Linked DNA regions of Homo sapiens: regions 1 and 2 are each linked to region 3. Evidence: chromatin loops called from intact Hi-C (ENCODE). Cell type or tissue: mammary epithelial cell. All regions are shown on one strand.

What was found. Peaks named below come from ENCODE experiments on the same cell type or tissue, not always from the same donor. Only the 100,000 strongest peaks of a DNase experiment are listed, where the experiment ranks them.
Region 1: it touches region 3 in a loop (2.2-fold over the local background); 5 of 110 quality-filtered maps call a loop at or near these places.
Region 2: it touches region 3 in a loop (4-fold over the local background); 3 of 110 quality-filtered maps call a loop at or near these places.

Annotation. Positions count from the first base shown.
Region 1 is chr6:113,348,765-113,356,764 of GRCh38, forward strand. The region is part of intron 3 of LOC107986637 (a long non-coding RNA gene); the gene reads right to left. Among named protein-coding and RNA genes, the nearest start is that of LINC02518, 81 kb to the right of the region's middle. In mammary epithelial cell, no CTCF peak of the experiment used is centred here; a DNase peak (open chromatin) is centred at 3,487; H3K27ac peaks cover 1,425 bases.
Region 2 is chr6:113,685,855-113,693,854 of GRCh38, forward strand. No RefSeq gene overlaps it. Among named protein-coding and RNA genes, the nearest start is that of LINC02541, 40 kb to the left of the region's middle. In mammary epithelial cell, a CTCF peak has its summit at 3,998; DNase peaks (open chromatin) are centred at 5,007 and 5,627; H3K27ac peaks cover 345 bases.
Region 3 is chr6:113,410,934-113,418,933 of GRCh38, forward strand. No RefSeq gene overlaps it. Among named protein-coding and RNA genes, the nearest start is that of LINC02518, 19 kb to the right of the region's middle. In mammary epithelial cell, a CTCF peak has its summit at 3,751 (motif pointing right); a DNase peak (open chromatin) is centred at 3,788.

The sequences.
Region 1 (8,000 bases), 62 kb before region 3:
TGCCCTTTGTTCAGCAGAAATGTGGTTGCTCCTGAGGGAGTTAACAACATGATAACTAATTTCTTAGAAAGGTGAAAGCAATTTACAATTATTTTATTATATAGTTCGGTATGTTTATTATAACTATGATAAAATGGTGACAAAAATAAAATGTCAAATCACCCATAATCACAACACCCAAAGATAATATTTTGGTATGCAACTTTATCCTCCAGTTTACAAAAAGTATATTTTGTAAAATATATCAAGAAAGAGAAAGAGATTTCCAGGAGTAACGAAGAGCAACGCAACCCCCAAAGCTGGCTGGCTGATACTGACCAGCTAAGTGAACTGGCACACGTTGTTCAACTTCTCTATGCCTTCATTGTCTCATCTCTAAAACACATGCATATTGTCTGGTAGAAATGGTGTCTATCCCCAGATCCCATTTCACCAGACCAAGTATTAAGTAACTGATAAAAGGAATAAAATGCTAGTATCTCTCTAATGCCTATTTTCTTCTTATTTATCCTACCTGTATTATTTCTTACTTCCTTCCATTCCTCCTTCTCTCCTGGATTTGTAAAATATAAATCAATTAACTAAACTTACTTTCTTGACAATAATCAGCCTTAAAACTTTGTGTAGCCCAAACCCTTTTTGAATTTAATTGTAAGTTTTAACTCTCTTTTCAGGAAAAAAAAAAAATAGCATATGGGATAATACAAGCAGGTACCTGAATAATATTTCAGGCCCTTCATGGCCCACACTCAACTCCCTAAAGAAGCTAGAACCCCTATTCCAGCTTTCCTCCTTTCCTCTGCTCTCTAGTTGGATTTTCTTATCTGACATTACTCTCAATAACACATTAGAACCTTTCCTTTTCAGGGGCCAAGGGAGAGCTTTCCCCTTGGTCCTCTCAAGTTTCTATGAAAAATCAACTTGCAAAAGGTAGATTAATTGGGGAAAAGGTTTACAAATTTATTTAATGTGCATACGCAGGAGCCTTCAGAATAGAAACCCAAAGATACAGAAGAAATTGTTCATTTTATGCTTAGGTTAAATGAAGTATGGATGATTGTGTAGAAATATGATTGGACAAGAAGGGTATGATCTCATGCTAATAGATCGAGTGAGGAAAGCCAGCAAGGCCTGTCTGTCTGTATTCTTCTTGGCCCCTTTGAGCATGTATTTCTTCCTTCTAGGTATGAGGCAGGACCATCTCTGGAATGGGGGTCTTATGACCTACAGTCAAACAAGGTATATCAGATAAATTATGGCCAGTTTTTACACAGAAAGATGTCAGGAGGGAGTTAAAGTAATATTTTTAGGTTTTTATGGTTGGCTTTGGGGAAAAGCGGTTCTGGCTTCTATGACTTGCCTCGCAGAAAAGAGATTCTAGTTTCTATGATAGTCCTCCAGGGAGAGTGGGACTATGAAACAGGAGGGCAGGAGAAGGTCAGAGAAAATCTTTTGCTTCTGAGGCTGCTTCTGAAGCCTTCATTTGGGTTATTGTTTTCTGAGTCCCAACACCCCTCAATCCACTGGTAGAATAGACTTTCCATTTGCTTCTGCAGCTTATAGTCAGCAGTTATAGGGCTAGTGGGCAGGGATGAGGGTGTGGTGTTTGATATGGGAGAGAAAGGGGAATATACATCACCCAGTTTCTTCTCACAACCTGCTGGACCTGCAGATGACCAGTTTAGTCACCTATGTACAGTCAGTGATAAATGTGACAAAAATACTTGTGACTCCCAAACATGTGGGGAAATAAAGGGAAAAAGATATAGTCTAAAAGACCAAGAGAACAGCCTCAAAAGTAGCAGAAGGTTCTGCATAATATAGGAAAGTCTTTGTGGGCTCTGGCTACCAGATGCTTGTTATTCAAAGATTTCATTACGGTGCAATTCATAGGCATCTAAAATACCAGGAAATATACTAATAGCATTTGCAGTCCATCCCAAACCAGGAAGATTTCAAAAGTGTTCCATGTGAGCTCAGCCTTTTGCTTTGTTCACAAAGCAACCTGATCACTTGCTTAAGAGAGAAAATAGACTGTTTTTTAACCTTGCCTTTAAATTGTGAAATTCCTGTGATAAAAATAAGAAATAGTATATGAAGCCTTGGGGTCAGATCACCCACTGGTTTTCAGGAGTTCTCAATAGAGTTACTAGGCTTTGAAGCAACAAGGTGAAGGGAGATTATGGTTTCATACTAGTATTTGAATTTCCTGAGATTTATTTGCTTGAGAAAGACCCTTATCATCGTTGAAATGTTTAAAGAATTGAAAGAGCTGTTTTCTTGTTTGCAAATCCACTTTTTGCAATAGAAACCTCTAGGATGGAATGGAACAGCCACTGAACTTAAAACTGCATTTTATATGTTTTTTTTCTTACCCGATAAAAATACCAATCCCAGGATTCAATTTGTATAATTCTTCTTTCATACTCCAGTAACATCCTTAAATATTGGAAAAATCTTTACTTTGTGGGGGAGGGGAAGAAAACGATAACAGATCCTCTACCACATGATAAACCATGATATTTTCCTCAGTTGTTAGTCACATTGTACTTTTGGCCATGCCCCAGAAACCACAACCCTCAATTACATTTGCTTTCAGACATGTGGAAGAAACACATGCTAAAGTAATTAGCAAAACTATGACATTTACATTTTTCCCCTGTCAGTCCCTGTGATTCTTCAGCATATGATTCTACGTGAACCAAAACAATCATACATCAAGCTGACCACATTTATCCTTATCTAGTGCTTTGAAAATGTCAAAAAGTAAAACAGAAGAAAACAGTTTTTTCATAGACTTAGCACACTCTACTCCCTGTTTGGCAACAAGAACCACATGTGACAATGGCAGGAAGGTAAAGCATCACGTCTTATCCCAAAGTCATTGCACTCTGCAGACAGCCAACTGAGTTTGATGACTAGTGGCTCTGAGCTGTCTCATTTGCCCTGCATTTGCTGTTCCTCCTTCTCTGTTGATAGATTCTAGTGCTCATTAAATGAAACGTGTAGTACAACCTGAAATTAATGACCTTTAAGTAGAAAATGAAAATAGAACATCAAATTTTCATAGTATCAGGAGATTTGTTGCAGCAATGGTAAGTGTATCTTCTAACTCCATCAGCCAATATGTAATAGAACATCTTAGAGAGCAGTAAGAGTGTTGTGCATTTGCTTATGCCCCTATTACCCAATTTACTTGTAGGACTTTAATAATTGTTCACCATTGACTTCATATCTTCATAATCCCACAAGCATTCATTAATCATCTACTGTGGGCCAAGCACATAGACACTGCATGTATAAAGATGAATAAGGCATGGCCCTTGCTCTCAGGAAGCTCACAAAATAGCGGGAATGACAGACATATATGTTAATGATATTGCATAGTGGGATAGAGTTATAACCAAGCTAACTAAAACACTCTATGAAGCACAGATAAAGAGACTTCATCTGTGAGTCACAACGGAAGCTGTGACCCTGACCACAGCCAAGAAATATGTCTTTAGTAATCATGCTACCTATCTTTTTGTTTGCCTTTCTAGATCTCCTCCCTACCTTTCTCCACCCTGTTCTTGCCCCATGAAGCTGACCTCTGAGGACTGGACAAACAGGCTCTTTTGCCCTCTTGGCAAGAGATAAGAGGATTAAAGGAAGAGACTAGGCTATTTGTTTCCCTTTACTTTCCTGCCTAGTTTCCATGGACTGGTGGCATCTTTCTACCAAAGGCTATAGCTCCTGTCAGAGCCCTTTCCACACAACTCCCCTCTCCAGATTCCCAGTCCCACTCTCCCCTTCCCCTTTTCAGCCTAGGAGAAATAACGATCCCTTGTTGGCTTCCTACACTCTGCCCACACCTAAATAAAAAAATAACCCTTTATTAAACTCTCTTCAGTTACCCAGTTTGAAAATTTTGTCTGCTTCTTGCCAGGACTCTGACTAATGCAGTAACCCTCTAGGAATTTAAGGGATTCAATAATTTCAGTGTTACTCATAGAGAATCCAGCTTGGGAGCACACAACTAGGGTCTCACCAGTCACTGAGCAAACCCATCACAAATGTCCTCAAAAGATACCCCTCCTAATAATTCCAGTTCTTACCCAGGAGAGCCACTTACTCTAGAACAGGCCCTACCTCATCAATCCTGCCATAGGCAAACTGAAATAACAACAGAGTTCAGGACATGCTACACAAAAATATGGCACCCTAGCATGTGAGGAAACAGCAGAAGTAGGATATAGAAAGAATTCCACTTGTACCTTTGCCCCCGAAGCAGGCCATAAAACCTCCCCTGAAAATAGGTCATAAACCTCTCATTCCAGAGGAGTCCTCTGTATTCCTGGAAAAAGGAATGTCACAGAGATATTAAGAAGCATTGGGACAAAGCGGCCTTCTTAAGTCCCCCCAGTTTATTACCATTAGATCATACTCTTTTGTTCTCTAATCATACCTCTCTGCGTGACTGTCCATAAAAATATAGTTTTCCCTGTTTCTTTGGGTCTTTATTTCTGAAGGCTACCATGTCACATAAAATTTGTATTAAATAAATATATATGCTTTTCTTTTGTTAATCTGTCTTTTGTTATAGGGGTCTCAGCCATAAACCTTGTGATGCATGAGGAAAAACTATTACCTTTTTTTTTTTTCTACACTAACACCCACCATTTTGCAGTGAGGTCAGGGGGTAGACAGAATTCTAAGAGACCTCCAAGCTTCCCAGCCCCTGACACACACACATTTTTCCCAGTAATTTAATCGAATGCTGATCTAGTTGCTGCTATGAAAGAATTTTGGAGATGTGACTAGGATCCCAAATAAGCTGTCCTTAAATTACAGCTATTATCTGGTGAGCCTGATCTAATCCCATGAGCATTTCAAAGCCAGAGAGTTTTCTCCAGCTGATCGAAGGAGTGCATGTCAGAGGTATATGCTCTGGCTGACTTGGAAGACAGCAGGCATCCATACTATGAACTGCCTATGGAGGCCATGTAGTAAGGAACTGAGGGTGGGCTCTGGGAGCTGAGAGAGGTCCTTGGCCAACAACCAGCAAGAAAATAGGGCCTCAGTCCTGCAACTACATGGAAATGGATATGTCCAACAATTACTGAACTTAGCAGAGGACTCCAGGACTCAAATGAGAACCACAGCCCGAGCTGACACCTTCATTCAGCCTGCTGAGACCCTGAGCAGAGAATTTGGCTATGTCATTCAAGATTCTGCCCAACAGAAACTACGAGATAATAAATTTGTGATATTTTATAGCTACTAAGCTTGCAATAAATTGTCAGGCAGCAATAGGGAACTAATACAGGCAACATGGTAGCTTTGCTCTGCTTTTGGCAAATGAATTAACTTAAACACAAGTTTCTTCAAAAAAATAAAACATATTCCTTTCAGTGCAAACACTTTGATATATTAATATATTATCCATTCATTTGCCTTATTATGTAGTACTTAGTGTACTGCCTGATATTGAAAACATCTAATAAATAGGTGCTGAATGAAATATACAGGAATCATTTGACATTTTCTTCATTACTCAGATTACTAAATTCTAAAAGCATCCATTATTTACTAGACTCTGTGAAAGATTGGATTACTCATTACCAATATCCACTGTCTTTCATTAGGAGAGGGTTATGCTTTCCTGTACCTTTGAAGTAAGGCTTGGCATGTAATTTACAGCAGCTAATAGTAAGCAGAAGCAATATGATCACCACCATGCAGAAGCCTTAAGAGTCCTTTTGTGCTTCGCCCTGCATTTTCCCTGCTCTCATCACTAGCGTGTTTCCAGGTAGGGGACGCTCTACCTGAGGTTTTGGGCCACAGTGATGCAGAGCAGAGCCCCAGTCAATCCACAACTGCCATGCAGTGTGACCAAGAAATAAACCTTTGCTGTTCCAAGGCATTGAGACATTGGGATATTTTGGCACTATGACATAATCTAGCCCATGTTAACTGATACAGATTCCAATAATACTGATGCCTTCAAGAGTTATTAAGAAGTATATGATCTCAGGCCTGGCGCGGTGGCTTACGCTTGTAATCCCAGCACTTTGGAAGGCTGAGGCAGGTGGATCAAGAGGTCAGGAGTTTGAGATCAGGCTGTCCAACATGGTGAAACCCCATCTCTACTAAAAATACAAAAATTAGCTGGGCATGGTGGCGGGCGCCTATAATCCTCGCTACTCGGGAGGCCGAGGCAGGAGAATCGCTTGAACCTGGGAGGTGGAGGTTGCAGTGAGCCGAGATCATGCCACTGCATTCCAGCCTAGGTGACAGAGCTAGACTGTGTCTCAAAAAAAAAAAAAAAAAGTATATGATGTCACTTATATGCAGAATCTAAAAAAGTCCAATACATAGAAGCAGAGAGTAGGACAGTGGTTACCATGGGCAAGGAGGTGAGAAAAAAGGAGAAATGCTGATCAAAGTGTACAAAGTTGCAGTTACATGGGATGAATATGTCCAGAAGTATGAGGATAATAATAATACTGTGTTTTATACTGAAAACCTGCTCAAAGATTAGATCTCAGATGTTCTTACCACATACACAAACAGGAAAGTCAACTCTGTGAGAAGATGGATATTCCAATTTGCTTTTCTGTAGTAATTACCATTATCATTATCATTATTATTATTATTTGAGATAGAGTCTTGCTCTGTCGCCAGGCTGGAGTGCAGTGGCACGACCTCGGCTCACTGCAAACTCTGCCTCCCGGGTTCAAGAGATTCTCCTGCCTCAGCCTCCCAAGTAGCTGGGACTACAGGGGCACACCACCATGTCCAGCTAATTTTTGTATTTTTAGTAGAGACAGGGTTTCACTATGTTGGCCAGGATGGTCTCGATCTCTTGACCTGGTGATCCACCTGCCTCAGCCTCCCAAAGTGCTGGGATTACAGGCATGAGCCACTGCCCCCGGTCTTCTGTAGTAACTATTTTACTATGTATATATATGTATGTCAAAATATTATGTTGTACACCTTAAATATATTCAATTTCTATGAGAACAAAAGTGGATACTCATTTTCCCTTAGCACTAACTACCTCTTTGCCTGGTATAATTTTTGCTTCCTTCCTGTGGCATCATCTCTAGACATATCCTTTTAATGTATATGCTTCTTTTAACTGATTTCATTTCATATACAGTGTCAGGCTTAGGATCCTGAAAAAGGCTCTATCCAAAACAAAAACATGCATATGTTTTGTGAGAATGTTTTCTCACTTACAGATTATTCTCATTTGCTTTCAGAAGCATGGTCATATTTCAGGGTTTAAATGGAAGGCTGCTTTCCATGTGGGTGAGTCATTAATTATAACAATTATAATTTGTATATTTTTTAAACTACATGCAAAATAAAAAAGTTTTGGCTCTAAAATGGCTTAATCTCAGGAACTCATCATAGAGTAACTGTCTCTTCTCAGGAGGCATTAAATGCCTGTGAGCACCACAATCTAGTATGACTTCAGGCACTTAGACTCTTACCTCCACACCTCACTTTGTTTGCTTACTCAACTGCTAATGTTGACTAGCTATTGGGTATCCATCATACTCTCCCTGTTGATGGGGAGGTCTATGCATACTTGGTTAACCATTAACATGCAAGATGGTGTAGGAATTCAAAGAAAATGTAGTCTTTGCCCTTCATAAATTTGTAGTTTTGTAAGCTTCAATTTTTCAGCTTGAAAACTTCTGGAGTATAAGGAAAGGCAGAAAAAAACTTTGCCTAATGAGATAAACAGCCATTAAGAATTCACTTTTCCTCACTACTCTCCGTTCCAGTGTCTACTGTCTAAAATGGTCCACAGTATTGAGGAACACAGAAGCAATATTAGGCAGCTCTCCATGAATAGTTTTGAAACACTGTCTTCCTTATATTCCTCAAACATCTATTTCTCCATATGTCCCGACTTTCCTTTTTCCTCCTAGAAAATAAAAAAAAATTATATCACTCTACCATTTAATTTTGCCATAATGCTTTCCTTCTCAGAACCCCCTAAAGAC
Region 2 (8,000 bases), 270 kb after region 3:
AAGAAAAACTATTTGATATTTATGTCTCTGTTAATCCTTTACCTCAAAGCATTTATTCAGCCTTCATATATAATTTTCAGGGATACCTATAATGGAAAAGAAGATATTTTATTCCATAAATATTTGTGCAAAACAAGATGTTCAGTACTATTTTAACAATAATTTCAGTCATCTAATCCTTTTCTGCCTTCCACTACTTCACTGCATTTTCTGTCTTGAATTTCAACTTATAGCAATCTAATCTCTCAAGGCATATATGCTGAGGGAATGTTTTCAGCTACATTATTTGCTTCTTTAGAAGATAACTTCAGTGTAAGGGTAATGAAAGTACAGAGAGTTCTTGGAATCCTTTCTAAAATGTCCTTTGTTTAGTCAATATTTACAAATCACCTTCTTTGTTTTTGTTCTGTAAATAGAACAATAGAGAGACAGTGAAATGATAAGAGTGGTAGATGGTGCGTGGGTATGAAATTTAGCTACAGCCTTTTGAAATAAATTGGATACTAATTTAACTTGCATTTTAACCTCAAGCTGGTCATAATAGAATGGAATATGTCTTTTCTTATAACTACATAGAACCAAAGGGCTTTTTATAATTAGCAAATACCACATAGGTGTCATAGGATCTGCTTATGTTTTTCAGTTTTCATCTTTTGCTTCTCAAACTCACTGTTAATGGAGGACTACAGGACATTCACATAGACTGAGAAATTTTCCACTGTCATTCATAATGTGGGTTCTATTGAGAAGCAGACACACTGCGCTAGATACAGATACAGAGCAAAGATGAATTAGTAGCCCAGAGACTGGAAAGAAGAATCAAGAAAAAGAATTTGCTTAGATTCATTGACTTGCTGAGAGAAACACCAATTCTCTTCTAGATACTACTAAGAGTGCAGAATGGCATAGAAGAAAGCCACATAATTCAATCAGCAAATGACATTTTGGCTCAAATTCTTTTTGCTTTTTATGTCGTTTTTAGGGACAGGGCTGGAGTTCAGTGGTGTGATCACAGTTCACTGCAGCCTGGAACTCCTGGTCTCAAGCAATCCTCTCGTCTCAATCCCCCAAGTAGATGGGACTACAGGCACATGCCACCACACCTAGCTATTCTTTAATGCTTTTGTAGAGACAGGGGTCTCACCATTTTGCCTAAGCTGATTTTGAACTCCAATCCAGGGCCTCCAACCCTGGGATTACAGGCATGAGCTGCTGTACCTGGCCATATTCCCTTGCCTTTTACAGCTTCTAGAGGCTGCCTGCATTTTTGCTGTGGCCCCTTCCTCTGGCTTCAAAGCCAGCCATCTTCCTTCATTTTCACATTGCACTATAACTTAGCCAGGAAATATTCTCTCCATTTAAGGACTAATGTGATTAGACTGGGCCCACCCAAATAATCTGGGACAATCTCCTTGTCTCAAAGTTTGAACATCAATCACATCTGCAAAATCCTTTTTGCCAGGTAAGGTAACATATTCACAGGTTTTGGAGAGTAGAGTGTGACTATCTTTGGGGGCCATTATTCTCCCTACCACCCTATCTTAGCTTCAATTTCCTAACCTGTGAAACTTTGTAGGCTGCTGTAAGAATCACCATGCCACAGAGAGAGGGCCTAAAACCATGCCTGGTATGTAGGTATCAATAAGTGGTTATGAAGATGTAGATAATGATAAAGATAATGAAAAATATATGGACAGACTATTGTCAAATAGGGAGGGGGATTGAGTGAGAAAAACCCAAAATTACGGAAATAAGAATGAAAATGTATGGAAGGGGCCAGGCGCAGTGGCTCACACCTGTAATCCCAGCACTTTGGGAGGCCGAGAGTTTGAGAACAGTCTGACGTACATGAAGAAACCCTGTCTCTACTAAAAATACAAAATTAGCTGGGCATGGGGGTGCACGCCTGTAATCCCAGGTACTCGGGAGGCTGAGGCAGGAGAATTGCTTGAATCTGGGAGGCAGAGGTCGCGGTGAGGCGAGATTGTACCATTGCACTCCAGCCTAGGCAACAAGAGCGAAACTCCATCTCAAAAAAAAAGGCCAGGCACTGTGGCTCACACCTGTAATCCCAGCACTTTGGGAGGCCATGTCGGGCGGATCACTTGAGGTCAAAAGTTAGAGACCAGCCTGGCCAACATAGTGAAACCATGTCTTTACTAAAAATACAAAAATCAGCTGGGCGTGGTGGTGCATGCCTGTAATCCCAGCTACTGAAGAGACTGAGGCAGGAGAATCACTTGAACCTGGGAGGCGGGGATTGCAGTGAGCTGAGCTTGTACCACTGCATTACGGCTTGGATGACTTGAGACAGGTAGGCAAAAGAAAAGAAAAAAAATAATTTTGGTATAAGAATGCCCATGTTTTAATCCTTAGCTGAAAAAGCATACATAATTGATTGTTCTAAGAAGTAAATTACTTTTTTCACTGAAGGTGATTTAGAAAAGGCAAAGAATGTCAAGGGAAAGAAGAAATGAACAATTTTCAAATAATCACTAAGAAAATAAAGTATTACCTTTCTTCTGTTATTGTACCTTATATTAAAGTATATTTGTTCAGTAAATTTTGATTAATTTGTATTTCAAGTATTCCAATTTTCTCTCTGCCTAGTATGTCTTATTTGAGTCTAAGTTCCATATCAAAGCATTTCAGGGAATTTTTAAAAGCTAAACTGCTCACATAATTTAAACTGCTCACCACAATTTAAGTGTTACAAGAACAGTTTTCAGCATGAAAACTGAAGTCCCCAAAAGGTATGCAAACGCAACCTTATTACTTCCTGGTATTAACATCAACATGAAAGTGAAGTCACGGCCAGGCGCGGTGACTCACGCCTGTAATCCCAACACTTTGGGAAGCCAAGTGGGCGGATAACTTGAGACCAGGAGTTCAAGACCATCCTGGCCAACATGGTGAAACCACATCTCTACTAAAAATACAAAAAATAGCCAGGCATGGTGGCACATGCCTGTAATCCCAGCTACTTGGGAGGCTGAGACACAAGAATTGCTTGAAGCTGGGAGGCAGAGGTTGCAGTGAGCCAAGCTCAAGCCACTGCACTCCAGCATGGGCGACAGTGCGAGACTCTGTCTCAAAAAAAAAAAAAAAAAAAAAAGGCCGGGCATGGTGACTCACACCTGTAATCCCAGCACTATGGGAGGCCAAAGCGGGTGGATCACCTGAGGTCAAGCGTTTGAGACCAGCCTGGCCAACATGGTGAAACCCTGTCTCTACTAAAAATACAAAAATTAGCAGGGTGTGATGGTGTGCGCCTGTAATCCCAGCTATTCGGGAGGCTGAGGCAGGAGAATCGCTTGAACTTGGGAGGCAGAGGTTGCAGTGAGCCAAGATTGTGTCACTGCACTCCAGCCTGGGCGACAGGATGAGATTCACAAAAAAAAAAACTGGTTGAACCATGATAACTTTAGTCAAACTAATTATTTGTGACTGTTACTTAGATAAAATTAATGAACTTGACTGGCTTAAAACCATAATATTTGTTTGCTTTTTTTTTTTAAACCAAATTTGGTGGAATTTGAATTTAGGTGGGTGTAGGAAAAAAATCAAATGCAATTTATATGTTTCAACATCAGCTTCATGTGTGCAGAATACTGCAGACTTCCTCGATACAGAGAGCAAGAGTGCAGTAAGGTCGGCCAGGCACGGTGGCTCACGCCTGTAATCCCAGCAGTTTGGGAGGCCAAGGCGAGCGGATCACCTGAGGTCAGGAGTTTGAGACCAGCCTGGCCAACATGGCAAAACCCCGTCTCTACTAAAAATACAAAACAAATTAGCCGGGTGTGGTGGCGTGCGCCTGTAATCCCAGCTACTCTGGAGGCTGAGGCAGGAGAATCACTTGAACCCAGGAAGCAGAGGTTGCAGTGAGCCAAGCTCGAGCCACTGCACTCCAGCCTGGGCAACAGAGCAAGACTCTATCTCAAAAAACAAAAGAAAAGAAAGAAAAAAGAGTGTACTAAGATCTACAGCTAGGAGGTGCTGGCTCCAAAGAGGTCACCTGGTGACTCAAACATCCACCTGCCACAGCACTGGCATGTGGAAAGCAAGACATGCATTCTCTGAATGCTGCTAATAGGGGTTCTCTCAACCTCTGGGAACTAATTTATTTGTGATTTCTGAAAATACATCAATCAAAAGAACATCAAAACTTGGGGGAAAAAAAACAACAAACTCCCTTCAAGGGCATACTTAAAAACAGACTGAGTTGCCGTGTGCGGTGGCTCATGCCTGTAATCCCAGCACTTTGGGAAGCCGAGGTGGCTGAACACCTGAGGTCGGGAGTTCAAGACCAGCGTGACCAACATGGAGAAACCCCATCTGTACTAAAAATACAAAATTAGCCGGGTGTGGTGGTGCATGCCTGTTATCCCAGCTACTCCGGAGGCTGAGGCAGGAGAATCGCTTGAACCAGGAGGTGGAGGTTGTGGTGAGCCGAGGTCACAACATTGCACTCCAGTTTGGGCAACAAGAGTGAAACTCTGCCTCAAAAAAAAAAAAAAAAAAACAGACTGAGTTGAAGAAAACCACCTCCTGTTATTGTAACCAAAATTTTGTAGCCAAAATGGAATCTTTTTATGACTATACAAATTGTGCTGTCTGGGAAGACTGAAAATTTTCTTGGCATTTAAAAAATATTGTATGAATAGGCTAAAATGTCCCCAGTTTCCGTAAAAAGGGAAGCAAGTCTTATTAAAAGTTTTAAGAAATGTATGATGGCTAGCTAAACAACAGTATCATATGGAAGATCTACAATTTTGAGAAATTTATGTCTGTTAACAGACCCAGTATATTTAGCCCAGTTCAATTTATTAGAATATCAATTCATTCTTTACACAATATCAATTCCAGAAGTAAAACAGTTGAGGGAGTATACTGTCTCTACAAGTCAAACAATAATACAGTTTAAATAACAAAACCAACCATGTGACAATCCAGTTATTTCAATTACTTAAACATCTGAATCATAAAAACCACAGAGCAGCCTGAATGATGTCATGGTACCTGGCATCCAGCTGGCTTTGAAACCTCTGCCTAATTGAAACTGCTTCTCCTGATATTGACTTAAATAGTGAATCTGTATCTTTTGACAAAGACGAACCAATGATACTAGGTAACCGTGAGTGCAACTGATGGACATATGTTAGTTGTAAAAAGTGATTTTTTTAATTGACAAAACCTGGATTAGTGAAAAGACAGAGTCAGCACAATGTCACTGTTACTCAAAGACACACACAGCTGTAAATGGAATCATCAATTAGTAAATTAATAAATTTATATTAATTACTCTCGAGAGAATAATGTGTGCTTGACTAATATTTTTATATGCTTTAATTCATTAAATTATACAATTAATAAATATTTGTCAGGCACCCATTATGCTCTCAAAGTGTTGTCCTTGCCCAAATGGAGCCTACATCTTGTTTCATAAGAATAATATAAGATAATTTGAAAACAACAATGTAAGATAATGCTCAATAAATGATTTATACAAGAGGTACAGCAACAATTCAGAGAATGCTGATATAAGTGTCACGTGATGTCTTCAGGGAAGTCCAGAGATGAAGTAAAAATCTGAAGGTGAGGTAGAGTTCCCACAGGAGGAATAAGAAAGACATTCGAATCAGGAATGGAGGCGGGAAGTACAGGTGAGCATGGTGAGTAAGCAAAGAGATACGGAAGAAGCACAGCCTTTATCTGGAAGATTAAGAGAAATATGTCAGGAACAGGCTGTCTACAGGAAATTTAAGCCAGGGTGCAGGTTTCATGACTGTAATCCCAGCACTTTGGGAGGTAGAAGAGGAAGGATCACTCGAGGCCAGGAATTCAGGGCCAGCCTGGGCAATATAGCAAGACTCCATCTCTATAGCAAGTTTTAAAATAAAAATAAAAAACACGTTTCAAAAAGAAAATGCAGAATATATTTAGAATAGTAGTAGTCTTTTCTTTGTTTGTTTGTTTGTTTGAAGACAGGGTCTCACTCTATTACCTAGGACGGAGTGCAGAGGTATGCACATGGCCCACTGCAACCTCCACCTCCTGGGCTCAAGAGATCCTCCGACCTCAGCCTCCCAAATAGCTGGGACCACAGGCACACACCGCTACATCTGGCTAATTTTTTTGTATTTTTTGTAGAGACAGGGTTTCACCATGTTGGCCAGGCTGGCCTCGAACTCCTGGCCTCAAGTGATCTGCCCACCTAAGCCTCCCAAAGTACTAGAATTACAGGCTGGGAGCCACTGCACCTGGCTGTAGCTGCCATTTCTGAGTTCTTAGTGTGTATTGGTCATTTTTTATATCACTCTTCTCAATTGCCCTGTGAGATAGGCATTATTACCCCTCTTTTGCAGATAAGGAGACTGAGGGTCAAAGAAGGTAAATAACTTGCCCAAATTCACACAGCTTGTTCTGGTAGAACCGAAATTCAAATCAAGTTTTCAGTGACTCCAAAGTCCAAGCTCTTTCCATTTGGGGCACCTACCTCCCAGGTTCTAAAAGCAGGGGAAGGCGGGCAGGTGTGGTGGCATACGTCTATAGTCTCAGCTACTTGGGAGGCTGAGGGCTGAGGTGAGAGTATAACTTGCGCCCAGAAGTTTGAGACTGTGCTGAGCTATGATCATACCACTGCACTCCATCTTAGATGACAGAGTGAGTTTGTAAATAAATAAATAAATAAAAATAAATAAAAGCAGGGCAAAGGCATTATTTGGCTTCTTGGTTGCCATGTTTATCCAGTGACAGGCCTGCAGCAAAGTTTTAAATGGAAAGGACCTAGAAGGAATAAGATTCCTCAGAAGGACACAGGTCAATGAAGGTTATGATTAAAGTGGCTGCAGAAGTCACCTGGAAGAGGAAAATTCAAGAGTTAACACAAACAGTCATTACATTTTGTTAACAATAATTCTATAATTTCTAAGTCTAAAAACAGGCTCACAAGATATATAGTACATAATTTGCCCCCAGGAATTGTAGCAGTAAGTATACTTCATTTAAAAATAATTACACAACATGACAATTGGACGTAGAGAAATAATGCTCAGCATGGAAAAGAGGACAAAAGAAAATCAACTCGGAGAAGATCTGAGTAACCTATAAACAAAAGTGGAAGTCACTACGGTAGGGAAAAAAAGTTGCTGCTGGATGATCTAAATAAGTATTAAATAAAGACTGAGAGGCGGGAGGATCACTTGAGGCCAGGAGTTCAAGACCAGCCTGGGCAACCTATTTAGACCCCATCTCTAAAATAAAATAAAAATAAAGACTGATGTCTATAAGTAATTAAAAAGACCATCTGAGAAGCTGAATGAGTTGGTTGGTTAGGCAAACCTAGCTTACAAATCCTTGAGGTCCATCTGCTCAGTTTTAGCTGCCAACACACTCTTTCCAGGCCTCTCTATGCTGTTCTACCCAACAGAACACAGAAGACCTTGCTGCTGTTGAGGAACTTCTTGTCTTGCAGAGCCTGTTAGCACCTCCTTGCCCCATGACTCCCAAGCCCACTGAGAGTGTTTCCTACAAGTAGAAGAATGTCTTCATTCAACTGACTTTTATGAGCAGCTTCTATGTTTTCACTACTGTGCTAGTGTCCTGACAGGGTGTATAATTTGTAGGGCCCAGTGCAAATGAAAATGCAGAATCCCTTTGTCCAAAAATTATTAAGAATTTCAAAATGGCTACAACAGAGCATTCAACCAAATACAGGGCCCTTGCAAGTATAGGGTTCTGTGTGACTGCACAGGTTCTATATCTAACTATGAAGCCAGCCTTGCATAGGCTCTGTCCTCAAAGTTCTCCCAGCCTACTTTTTGCTAGTATGTATTGTCTCATAGACCCTAATCCCAGGGTCCTTCTTGCACTGTACTTACAGCTACAGCCATGATCCTTGCCTGGATTTGTGGCTAGCCTTAGATTCCACCCCTTGAGATCTTTGAGATTCCTACGCTTCTCTTTGTCAACACTGCCAATACTCCATTTCCAAACATCAT
Region 3 (8,000 bases):
CTCAAACTTCAGTGTTGTACAATCAGTTTCAAAACAGAAAAGTTTGATAATTAACTAATTTTTCATCAGTCCATTATCAATAAAATTCAATAATGAATCCCAAAATTTAATAATGTAAAAAAATCACTAAATTAAAAAATTCTTATATTTACTTTTGCATTTATTGCTGTTGCACTTTTTAAAAATGCCTTGTTACACATATAAAGGCAAGATCCCCAACTGACATTTCCTCATAGCCTGCATATCATGAGTATCCTGCCTCCTGCTTTGGGTGGGGCTCTTTTCACTTCAGTGTGTTTGCACTTCTCTGTGACAAGGGAAGGCCCCAAAGTCCCACTACTTCTCTCTAACCAATTATGATAAAACCATCTCCATAATATCATTTGGCCTTCACATACCACAAATAGTTTATTTATTTACATAGTAAATCCACTCCTAAATTTTCTTCATTACTCCATAACAGTAAGTTCCCAAATTCATTTTTATGGTGTCAGACCAAAGTCTAAATTTTTAAATAAGGAATTAAAGTCTTGGTCAATTAAATAGTTTTTCCGTTGCACATTCTTGTTGCAAACAAAAAGTTCTATCATTATACTGGCAAAAGGAACTCATCTCAATGGCTACCTTAGGACAAATATTTTGACATTAGTTTGGGCCAAGGATATTAGGAGTTAAGTACTAACTTCTTTGATGATCTCTCAGCATTGATGCAACAGTAACACAAATAGAGACCCTGAATCCATATAGCAATCTTTGGTGATCTGGCGTAAGAAACATGTACATTTTTTAATTCAGTAAAATGAAAAAACTAATAAGTTCTCATAGAACTTGCAAGCTCTGAAGAATACATCAGAATATTTCAATTTACAAAGCACTGCCATTTAGATCTACAGTCTTACACATCAAATTTATTATTTAAATAATGATCCTTAAATACTTTTGGATTCTTTTTTTTTTTTTTTTTTTTTTGTGAGACAGTTTCGCTCTTGTTGACCAGGCTGGAGTCTGGTGGCACACTCTTGGCTCACTGCAATCTCCGCCTCCCAGCTTCATGCAATTCTCCTGCCTCAGCCTCCCGAGTAGCCGGGATTATAGGCGCTTGCCACCACGCCTGGCTAATTTTTATATTTTTAATAGAGACCGGGTTTCACCATGTTGGCCAGGCTGGTCTCAAACTCAACCTCAAGTGATCTGCCTGCCTCAGCCTCCCAAAGTTCTGGGATTACAGGCATGAACCACTGAGCCCAGCCCTGGATTCTTAAATTATCAATTTTTGAAAGTTTTATAAAACAGTTTTTAAATAAAAGATGTTTTTTCCCACCTAAAACATGATTTAATCTGCAGTTTTATTTTATTAATGTGCTCCACTCCACGTGAGTTTTTTTTTCTATTGAGTTTCAGTTGCTGAGACTTGTAATTCAGCATCTGAGTAGTAAAATCATCCATCCAAGACCTGTTAACAAGGACACTCATGAAAAATAGCTTGTAATATCTTCTGCAATTACATGATACTTCTCCTAAACTAATCTTATCGTTGTGAAACTAATAGGATTTTTTTCTTTTTCTTTTTTTTAGTAACTAAGAATTTAGCTTTGAAAGTGGTATTTTCTGCTATATATTGTTGACCATTTCCTTTCTTTCTGAGTTGAATTTTTCCCTTGGAGGTGGAATCATTCTTTCAGGGAAACTATCACTTTATCTGACCGTGTCATCATTCAAAATGTGTATGCCCACAAAAAGATAGAAAATGGAGCAAAATGTCAACATGTAATGAAAATAAAAAACTATGTGACTCTTTGGAATTTGTTTTTTTCTTTGCAGAAAAACCAACTTTGTTTTCCAGAACACCAACCAGATAAGCATCAAATTGTATTAACTGACCATATGGATCTACTCCAAAGAACCAATTTCAGAGTCACTGAGTTTTCTGACTTTGAATAAGATCATATCATTTCTTTGGGCATAATTTGCTGAAATTCAATTTAAATCAGTCTAAACTCATGGCCATTACCTACAAATACCTAGAGTTATCTTGTATCATGAGAGCTAGCAAAATTTCTGTTTTACTCTGATATGAACAATCTTTACTTCTAGGATATTAATTGATATAAAAGGGTATATGTATAAACAAATATGAAATTATCCTTGAGGCATGGAAAATTTGATCCTCTTAAAGAGCTCTTTGGTTTGATGTTGCTTGGTTTGCTTTCTTTTTGTTCTGAGAATTAGCATGACTCAGCAGTCTGTAATGTTAATTGCAATCAAGACCAACAAGTTAATTCAAATAAGGAAACTTCAAGAAAATCATTAAAGTACCAGGCTAGCTATTAATGATGATAATAACAATAATGATATTTTATGTGTCTATAGTTACTTTTTATATGAGCATTTAAGAGGACTTTACTAATAAATACTTTGATTTTACCCAAATAAAGCTACTTTTTCAATTATATGCACTTCTGTAAAATTGCTTCAAATATCAGTATGCATCATACACATAGAAGCCTTGAATTTTAGCACTTGAACCATTTATGCACTTAGTTTATTTAAAGAATATCAGTTTTTTTAATGTTCTAGAAATAGCTTGCATCCTGAAAATTGATTACAGGTGTTATCAAAGTTAAACAGCTATTATTATAAATGATACAAGAGAAAATATAGATATATGCACCTCTTTTATAGGTCAGAAATGGAAATTCTAATGACCTAGAAAAGAACATTTTTGGAAATTTGTCTCATCTCAGTGAAACTTAGGCTTTTTCTTGTTCTTCCAGGTTGAATACTTTAATAGCAAAACTCTTTGTCTTAAAAAATATATATACACATACACATGCCTTGGGTTCAGGGGTGCTCTGATACATTGTAAGTTATCCTAGATGAGAGAGTATCCTAGGAGTGATCATTCCTCCTCTCTGCTGAGTGAGCCCCTCCAGGATGGGGCTGAGCAGTGCATTTATCCCCTAAAAGATAAATTTAGCTCTGTGGTGAAAGGCATTGAGTTGTCAATGGTTCCCTAATGAAACCTTCACTTGGCCGGGCACGGTGGCTCACTCCTGTAATCTCAGCCCTTTAAGAGGCCGAGGTGTGCAGATAACCTGAGGTCAAAAGTTCGAGACCAGCCTGGCCAACATGGTGAAACCCCATCTCTACTAAAAATACAAAAATTAACTGGGCGTGGTGGCACATGCCTGTAATCCCAACTACTCGGGAGGCTGAGGCAGGAAAATTGTTTGACCCTGGGAGGCAGAGATTGCAGTGAGCCAAGATCATGCCAGTGCACTCCAGCCTGGGTGACAGAGCAAGCAAGAAAAGAAAAGTAAAGAAAAGAAGGAAAGGAAAGGAAAGGAAAGAAAAGAGAAAAGAAAAGAAAAGAATAAGGCCTCTGTGGCTGGAAGCTGGTAAGGGACAAAAGATAATCTTAGAAACAGGGTCCAAATCCTATGGGATCAAGTAGGTTGTGATAAGGAGTTTCAATTTTGCATTCATTTCAATAGGAAGATATTAGAATGCTAAGAAGATCACCACAAATGTGCTTGTTTGAAAACTAATAATAATGGTAGTAATAATAGCAACAATTCAAAAATAACAGTGGTTTGGATTTTCTCTCGCCAGCCCTCACTCTCCTCCAAATGAGATAAGAAAGGTGTCACAGTGCCAGGGAAGTATAATAACATCAGAAGGGGTGAAACCTGTGCAGAGCTCTGAAGCATTGGCAGAGCCTGGCCTGGTGGCCAGCAAGAGGCTAATGGTGCCAATTACCAACAGAGGGAGCCTGGAGATGGAGCAGACTCCTGGAATATGATGATGGAGGAGACTGACTCATTTTTGGATATTTTATGAGTAAGTAGTCTATTGGAATATCCAGGCGGATTTTTTCAGCAGACCTTTGTAATAATGTCAGAAGAACCGTCTGACATTATTATAAAGAACTTAAGATAGAACTGTAGATTTGGGAGCCCTAAACATACACAGTGATCAGCATGTACGTTTTTTGTATTTGTGAATTAAACATGGTTTAAAAACATTGAACAGTCTATTTTTTGAGAGAGTAAAATTCCTAAGAGACAGAATGTTAGAAGATATTTACAATCTGTGTTGTAGTAACCAACAGAGTATATAGTGACTACTAAAACCTGGGAGCCGTTTTTTTTTTTGTTTTTTTTTTTTGTTTTTTTTGTTTTTTTTTTTTTTTGAGACAGAATCTTGCTCTGTTGCCCAGGCTGGAGTGCAGTGGTGCAATCTCGGCTCACTGCAACCTCCACCTCCTGGGTGTAAGCGATTCTCATGCCTCAGCCTCTGGAGTAGTTGGGACTACAGGCACGCACCACCATGCCTGGCTAATTTTTGTATTTTTAGTAGAGACAGGGTTTTGCCGTGTTGCCCAGGCTGGTCTTGATCTACTGGCCTCAAGTGATGCACCACCCTCAGCCTCCCAAAGTGCTGGGATTATGGGTGTGAGCCACTGCGCCTGGCCAGGAGTCTTTCTTCTTACCAGTTTTATATAAGCAACAACAAACTCCCTTACCCAGCAGTATTACTAAAATGACTAGAAGCATTAAGGTTTGAGGACATTCCTAGCACAATGCCAGACCCTTTATGACTTTTTTGACCCATGACAACAATCCCACTTAAAATAAAACAAAAACAAACAAAGAAAAGCAAAACAGACTCTGTAAACAGAAAATTCACTTGCTACTTTATAGCCAGGTCTCTTAACCTGAGGTCCATTGGATTGCTTGGTCTCTAGAGAGGCTTCAGGTAGTCTGTGAATCCTTTGATTTATAATCAAAATAGTTGGGGTGGGGGAAAGATGTACATGAAAATTTTCCTAGAGTCCATCTCTCTCATCAGAGACTCCAAAAATTTCTTGACTCAGGAGAGTTTAGAAACCATTGCCTTATACTGATAATATTGTTGTTGGTAACAATGATGACATAATATGAAAATTCCCTTCTTCGCCACCTACCATACTCTCACAAATTCACCAAAAAAAAAAAAAAAAAAACCAATAACAACAAACAAAACAAAAACAATATTTGGTAATTTGGTATCAGTACCAGCAATTCCCTGATGATTTTAAGTGTAAAGGTAGGTGTACAGCCCACAAGTTATCCACTACTAGTCCACCATCCCTTGGATACACTCGCCTGGTTGGCGTTTCTAGTTTCTCCATTTCTCATATTTGTCAATCCCCTTCTGCTAATTTCTGGGTATAATATAAATTAAAATGTTAATATATAGCTATTTGGGCAAGGTGAAGATATAGAGTGTCTTGAATCCAGGTCACTAGAATTTGTAGAGCAGCCTACAGTTTAAAAGTATTTACTGTGAGTTAGGGTATAATTCATTTCCATTTTATAGATCAGAAAACAGAGTGCTTAGGGGTTAGATGACTGGCCTAATTTTATCCAGCTGGTGCAGTGCCAGGACTTAAGCCTAAAAGTTCTGACTCAAAATTCTTGTTCCACAAACTGAGACAGCTTTTCCCAAAGGAATGAAACCCAGCCTTTCTCTTCCACAGTGCTCCATTAAAAAAAAAAAAAAAAAAAAAAATCAAATACGTGCCAATTAATATAGCTCTGTATAGGGAGATTTTAAAATATCTGGAAACAAACTAACCAAACAACTGTTTAACTTTCTCATCCTAGACATGACCAGAAGACTTATTGAACAAAAACACTGCAATGATGCTATACTAGATCCAGCTCTATCTTTGAAAGTAACCTCTTTGGGTTGGAGAGTTGTGATGGAGAATAATGTTTTTATACCCTCTTCCCCAATAACCTCGAAACATATATTTTGAATGAATTAGCCACCAAAAGAAAAAAATGTGTTTTCTCTTGACTATTTGCTTTAGTTTATTAAGGTTTTCAATCAACACTCTTCCTTATCCAAAACCCTTCTCTTACTTCCAGTCTTTTCCAGGTAATACTGTTACTGGTCTCCCTGGGGCTATTTTTCTAGTACAATCAAGTCTGCTATTTTTTTTTTTTTTTTTTTTTGCCAGATAATCCTTCTAAACACAAACCAAATGGCATCAGTCTCCTGCTCAAAAACACTGATCATTACCTACTACAGGATACCCTTAATGAGCCCTTCTGTAATCTGGATTCAAAATCTTCAATTTTGTCTCTTTCTGTTCTCTATACCAATGGTGATAAATATGTGGAACATTTATCATTGTTTCTCCCCAAGCTCACATATTCATTCAACATATAGTTGTTGGATATCTGCCACATGCCATGTACCCTGCAGGGTTATCACAGGCATGTGACCCTGACCTCATAGAGCTCATCATTTAGAAAAGACAGACAATTAGAAAGAGAATAAATAAACTATAAGAATTACTAAGGAAACTGAGTGACTGTTGAGATATAGAAAATCAGCATGGGGTTTGTGGCAGAAAAGAAGGGAGTTATTTAAATAAGATGATTAGGGAAGGCAAAGGGGAGGATGTGACATTTTAAATAAGAGGAAGTTGGGCCAGGCACGTTGGCTCATGCCTGTAATCCCAGGCTTTGGGAGGCTGAGGCAGGCGGATCTCATGAGGCTAGGCGTTTGAGACAGCCTGGCCAACATGGCAAAGTCCTGTCTCTACTAAAAATACAAAAATTAGCTGGGTGTGGTGGTGTGCGCCTGTAGTACCAGGTACTCAGGAGGCTGAGGCGGGAGGATCACTTGAACCCAGGAGGCGGAGGTTGCAGTGAGCAGAGATAGCACCACTGCACTTCAGCCTGGGTGACAGGGCAAGACTCCATCTCAAAAAATAATAAACAAATAAACAAATAAATAAATCTAAAAAGAAGTTACAAATTTAGGGACCAGTATGTGCGAAGAGCCCAAGGTGGGAAAGAGTTTGCAAAAGCTGAAAGAGGCCCTTCTGGATGGAGACCAGGGAATCGAGACAGTGGCCTCCAATGAGAATGAGTCCAGCTTCTGCAGGTCCCTAAAGGCTATGGGGACAGTTTGTTTTTTACCCAATGTAATGGGAAGTCAGTAAAGAATTTTAATCGGGGAAGTGCCACAATTCAATTAATAATTTTGAAAGACCAAGAAGGCATTGATAACCAAGACAATCCTCTGCCTTTACAGGGAATTCAAATTGTAATAGTACTGATCTTGAAAAGTACAGATACTAGGGTATTAGGAAAAAAGGCACCATACATTGTACAAATACGTGTTTGTTTCAGATTTTAGTCTAACAAAAATAAGTCTGGAAAATTTTAGAGGGTTCATTTCAGGACTGGAACTGTATTAAGCATCTCTTTTCTGGATCTAAGGTCTGGAGTACAGTACATGGAGACAAGGAAGTGCTTTCAGTCACAACTTCAACTCTTTTGGCCTATTAGTTGTAGAAGTCTAGACAGGGTAGAATAGAATGCAAATTTCAGAATATATTATAAAGCAAACCTAGTTTGACTTTCAGAGCATGAATATAGATTGCATACCAAGTGAATTCCATATATAAAACTACCTAACATCTAAGAAAATAATTCTAGACCAAAAAAATTTTTTTTAATATTTAGAGCAGATAATAGTCCCAGGGCAGCATAGGTTATAAGCTCATGTTTGTTTCAAATTGTCCTCATCTTCCTGATTCTATGCTGCTTTTATTTTCAAGAAAGAGAAAAGTCCCCCTACTTCACCCCTTGCTTCCTTCCTATCACATTTCTGGAAAGTACCTCTAACTTGATCATTATAATAGACAATATTAATTTAACATTTATTTCATGCCTGGGACTGTTCTAAGCACTTTAACTATGTAATCTGACTTTCAAATGAGGACACTGAGGCTGCATGAGGTTATATAATTGCAGAAGGTTATAAAACTACCAAAGATTTAAGACAGGATTCAAACCCAGGTCTAACTCAAAAACCTGTGTTCCTACCTACTATGCTGGGGGGAGATGTGAGATGGTTTTGTAGAATTGTTCATGGGGAAGAAATCATTCTAACAACCTTAGGATTTCAGCTCCCTACAAGAAGAAATGCTCAGCAAA